Linked DNA regions of Homo sapiens: region 2 is linked to region 1. A link is a loop called in an ENCODE intact Hi-C map of the cell type or tissue named here. Cell type or tissue: Calu3. All regions are shown on one strand. Each heading gives the region's core, and the rest is flanking DNA. Links, peaks and the distances in the headings are about the cores only.

What was found. Hi-C counts contacts between places; a loop is a spot of excess contacts. Peaks named below come from ENCODE experiments on the same cell type or tissue, not always from the same donor. Only the 100,000 strongest peaks of a DNase experiment are listed, where the experiment ranks them.
Region 2: a loop joins it to region 1, with 9 times the contacts of the local background. A loop is called at or near these places in 28 of 110 quality-filtered maps.

The regions. Positions count from the first base shown.
Region 1 is chr11:96,054,900-96,057,709 of GRCh38, reverse strand. All of the region lies in intron 2 of MAML2 (mastermind like transcriptional coactivator 2), which reads left to right. Among named protein-coding and RNA genes, the nearest start is that of MTMR2, 130 kb to the right of the region's middle. In Calu3, for the core only: no CTCF peak of the experiment used is centred there; a DNase peak (open chromatin) is centred at 1,519.
Region 2 is chr11:96,392,521-96,395,330 of GRCh38, reverse strand. JRKL (JRK like) reads right to left here. Exons shown (of 2, transcript NM_001261833.2): 2 at 1,770-2,810. Among named protein-coding and RNA genes, the nearest start is that of JRKL, 3.9 kb to the right of the region's middle. In Calu3, for the core only: a CTCF peak has its summit at 1,409 (motif pointing right); no DNase peak of the experiment used is centred there.

The DNA.
Region 1 (2,810 bases), core at 79-2,578:
TGGAACACCTCGTTCTCTGCCAAAGCCAAATAGATGAAGTGTTGCTGTATTTAGAAAATAAGGAAAGTGAAACATTTGTCGTAATAATGTGAATCTTTTTAAAATAATTGTTAAGAAAAACTATAAAACTGGCATACTTTTTAAAAAGATTATTCAGGAGCAAACTCAGCTCTATTAGGAGCTTTTTGAGGAACAATACTATTTTATTTTGGTTACCAGGTCTAGATTAGGACTCGACACTCTGAGGTTGTTTGTTTTTGGATGGAGAAATGGATAGATGCCTGGATGTATGAATGAATAGATGGATAGATAAATGGACAGACATTGAAGAGATGGAGGGATGGATAAATGACGTTATTTTGGCTTAAGTTGCATTTAGGAGAAGTTAAAAGGATGTGAGAGAGGCATGCAGGGGATATCAACTCCAAATCAGGAACGAAATGGCTTCTAGAGAGCTCACTTCAAAGAGAATAAATTTGAGAGTCAGAGAAACAGAAAGGATGCACAGCAGTAGTGAGATCCTGGCATCCATGGCACTCATGGATGTATAACTGATTCTAGTGTGTAAGTCATAAACAAAAAAGAAAACCCCAAGTTCTTGTCCTACTTCTGCTACTGTAGATCTGGGTGATTTGGGGGCAAACCTTTTATACTTCTCGGGCTGCATTTCTTTAATCAGCAAACTCAGAAGGTGAAACTAGATCATTGAAAGTCTACACTACTGATGTAGATCAATACACCAAACAACAAATTTCATTTCAAGGACATTGGTATTCTTAGAATACAATTAACATCCTCTTGCCTTTGTCTAAAGCACTTACTTTGCAGTCAAAATGGCTTGTCCACATTATTATTTTTTGAATGAAAAGATTTGTGCCTCCCACACGTAGGGCTTGGTGTATTGTGAATGGTAGCCTACACATACGCAAATGAGAACTGGGAAGATAATTAAATCTGAGGTGGAAATAGAGTAGACTTGTGAATGAACAAAGAAAGTGTATTTCTCTGGAAGCCAAGATGTCAAAGGTACATTTTATTGATACTGTATACTCTCAGCTTCCATGTAAATCAGTATTCTCATGCTTCAAATGTTCTAACCTTGCATTTCTGAAGAATCTATTGTGTATATTAACAGCGGCTGTGGCAGGAGATGTCAGGCATTTTTAAATTCCAGATTTAAAGAGATTCATGAATGTGCATGATGCTACACATAAAGAATTGAATGGTCAAATGCACTTTATTTTGAGCTAAAAGTTAGAACAAAAGAGATTCATGTCAAAGACTTTGGATTCCCAACCTGGGCTTTTTTTTTTTTTTTTTTCCTCAGAAAATAGCCATAAAACTAAAAGAGAGAACATGTGACCCAAAGGATTCTAAAATGCTTCAGAATTTTAGAATCCTTTCCAATGGCTCAGTTTGGGCAAACTAGCTCCAGACCCCACCACTATCCAAGCTCCACCATCCTTTCTTATGACTCACACTCACAAATGAGTGCTAAGAGCCTGCCCTGTGGGGGCAGGGATGCCCTGTTAGAACAAACATGAGCTGAAGGTGAACCCAAAAGTAATTTGGTTCCATCCTTTATATTACATAGATGAAAACCGCCTTCCAGGGAGGTGAAGTGATTCACAAAGTAACACAGCAAGTCACACAAGTCTTTTGATTTCTAACCCATTGCTTTTGTCATGGCCACATTGATCCCTGACAAATAATATAAAACAAGGAAACCAGACCCTTTTAAAAAAAAGGTTATAATGCTATTACTTTTTTTCAAATGAGCCATTTTTTACCTTTTCACTTTGTTGCTTTTGTCTTGTCAGCTTCTTGTAGAAAGATGACTTAGTACATGAAAATTCAACTTGGCATTTTCTTTAGACAAAGTGATCTTTTAAATGTAGCCAACATTTCTTTTGGAGTATGACTCCATTTCACATAACACAGCCTAAGATTGATGTTTACTAAGTTGGTTGTTCAAATCATGTTCGGCGCTTGGTTACATGGGCTGTTTCTTTGTCTCTGTCTCTCCCTCTCTCTCCTTTTTCTTTGTGCTTGACACAAAAGGATGGGGGCCCCAGGATCATCTGGAAATGGATCAGTGTATTCATGTGTGAGCTTTACAAAGCACTGGAGCAAAGGTGTCATTAAACGTTAGAAGTCATTCAATCACACCCATCTTTTCATACAAAGTATAGAGAGAAAAGGCTCTGTATGGTAACTATGCATAAAGCTTTGTGTATTCATTTACCCTCACTTCTTGGAGTAGCTGGCTCTTTTTTTTCCCCCCTGCCTCTTTCCTCTCTTAGAGGAGGTTTGAGATTAGCTTTGCTTGTCTAAATCTGCCATTAATACTAAGCTCTTGTGTAGTGCTGAAAGCAATTAAAGTAATAGATTTTTAAAGAGAGCTTGTGGGTTTAATTCTGATTATGTTTCCTTTCAAATTATTGAGGTTTTCTTAGGCGTCCATGGTAGTGCCATGGGCATGGCAAGAGAGAAGTATGACTCTTACCAAGAAAAAGGGAATGAATGGTCTACCCTTAATTATATTTCCAGCAACCTTTTCTAGGTACTAAATGTAGAAGTCAATTAAGGGAGGTTTCAATGTATCAGTATCCTGTTTGTCCTGAAATGTAAATGGAAGTTAGGAGAGTTTTGAAGCAGATGCCATCTGCTGGATAGCTAAGATACTGTAACCAAAATAATGTGAACAGAAAACATATGGAACAGTAGATCTAAATGAATGGACTGATTGCTAATTTAAGTAAATACTACTTCCCAGGCCCCAGGTAGAGTGAAATCTCCCTACTATACTG
Region 2 (2,810 bases), core at 168-2,667, 340 kb before region 1:
CAATAAGGATACCAAAGGAAAAAAAAAAAAAAAAGAAACCACTACAACTGCCCACTGGAGGAAATGGAGAGAAGAAAGGGCATGTGTATGCATTAGGAAAGGCTAAGAAGAGATACAGATAATAATGTTGCTACTTCAGACCAAGGCAGCTGAGCTGTATTTTGACACTTATGAGTGGCATAAGGAGGTATAATAATTTTGATATGAGTAGAGATGTCAACAACTGAGTTAAATAATTATTTGAACTTCTTAACCCATCTGGGTGGCTCTGACATTATGATGCTAATGGAGAGTTCACTATGGATGGGAAGCAAAGCATTAATTTTAATTTCCCTTCTAGACTAAGTCCAATTTCTCAATTGAATATATAAATCATAGAGCCAGACAGGGTGACTGGATCACATGCAGATAAGGGAAAAGGATGAAGTCACTCAGGAGCAGCAAAAATCAAGACCAATGCATAGCTTAGAATGTAAAGGGTATACAGAATAGAAATCAGAGGAGAAATGAATAAGCAACTAAATCTTGATGGTTTTTTTACATAGCTCACATCTTGTTATGTTGGTTCTTTTATATGAGCTTACAATTGAGGCAGATGGTTTTGGGGTTTTTTTTTTTTTCAAACATGTATAGTTTTTCCACCTTGATTTCAAGATGTTCAAGGAAAGCAACCTCTTCCCTTTCTTTCATATTTTCCTAAACCCACCACAGCTGGCAGTCTTCGACATACAGTAAAACTCAATAAATTTTTAATTTACTGGATTTCATCATGACAAAGAATTCAACTTTCTACAACCCCCTCGCCACAAAAAAGCCCAAATCTCTCAGAAAAAAAAGCAACATTATAATTTCCTACATGATCTTGTATTAGGTATATCTGCTCTCACAAAATTCTTGACTACTGGAAGTGTAAGAAACATTGCACTGTTATTGGCTTTCTGAGAGTATTGTGTCAAGGCATATCAATGAGAAAAAAATTCATGAAACTGGTGAGAGAACATAAGCCAATGGCAAATTTTTAAATAGATAAATAGAATGCCAAACACAGCCTCTGGTAAGGCACTGATAGAATAGGAATTAGGAGCTAAGGATATACAACTTTGGGGGCAGATACAGAACCCAAATAGCTTTTGGCTTCAACTGCTACAACTACTGATCAGCCTTTATAATTAAGGATAGAAGGATCCAAAACAGGGCTAGAGTACCAGTGTTGGCAGATTTCAGAGAATAGCTGTAAACCAAAGAAGAGCAGTCTCTTACAGGCTAGAGAAAGAGTCACAAGATTCACACTTATGGCCACAGAACAGTGAACCTTTTACTGGGGATTCAAGTTTAAAATCACACAGCTTAACAGTAATGTTAGTTTTACCACTAGGTGGCAATGACACAGCTGCATTGGGCTGACATGATTAATTTTAAAAACTGTGCAAATCCAGACAGAAATTCCAAGATCTGTAGTACATATTTTCATTTTAGAAAAATTATTTTATGTACAGCTTACTTTATAGCAGAACGTGTCATTATCTGATTCAATATGTATGTTAACTTCTGATGGTTTTTCACACTCTACACTGAGGAAATTCATGCAATAAACACTATTTTTAAACACTTTCATCACACATCTTCTGAAAAATATAGACATACACCTATCATGAAAATAAGAGAAATTATGGAAAACTAAAAATACTTTTGAAGTTTTAGTATTCTACAGAAAGCACTATAAAATGTTACGTATTTCAACAAAAAAAGTTAAACCTTTAAAAAATGACTAATAGAGAACAATTGTAATTTATTTTTTAAAAATTTTTGGCCAAAACATGAAATAGCATGGAAACACTTTACTTTTAAATTACAAGTTACATTAATATTCATATGTGCAAAGTAGTTTCAATGTCTTGAATAAACATACTTAGTTTACAAAAAAAATTTATCAAAATTCTGATTTAGATTACATTTTAGCAGATTAATCCCTTTTTATATGTATTAAAATAATAAACAATAATATTCCTTAGTGTCTGGCACTTTCAGTAATTATTTCTGCTTTCTTCATAAAACAGGATACAAACATATGACTTATTTAAAATCATAAAACTTTATTATTGTAATTTCCTTTTCTCATCAAAGGGCCAGATATGACAATATTTTTCAAATTATAGACAACATTTGTGAGTATGCAGTAAAAACACTAAAAAAAAAAAAAAAAAAACTTATTAAATCTCAAATTCCCAAGATGTTCCCCCATATAAGGTGGGAGCTCATATCATCACATGTAACATTACAAAACCTGTACTATAAAATTAGATGAATAAATAATAAACCTATACTATTACCAAATTCATAATAAAAAGATCAACTTACCAAATTAAAATCAGCCTATTTATTCCCTTTGTATAAATAACCTAAAGTTCCCCAGGTTTTTATTTCCCAGTTTCCTACAAATGAATTGATCAGAATGCCTCTTTATAGATCAGCTTTCCCATAGTTTCTCTCTCATTTGGCAATAACTTCCCATATTTACTTCATTTCCAGAATAATCTCCCCCTCTTGCAACCCACACAAATGTAAGAGAATGAAGGCATAATTTCTATAATTCATAATTATTTCCCCATTATTGAATTTCATTTTTGAATTATTATAAATCATCCTGAAATCTAATAATATAAATCTTTCTCATCCTATCAGTCTATTAAAATATACAAAACATCATTTAAGATGGTTAACACAAGAAAAGATAACTATGGCAGCCTTCATAAATCAAGCAAAAGATTTCAGAAAAGTGCTTCAGTCTGTTCAGTTATCTCTAACTTTCA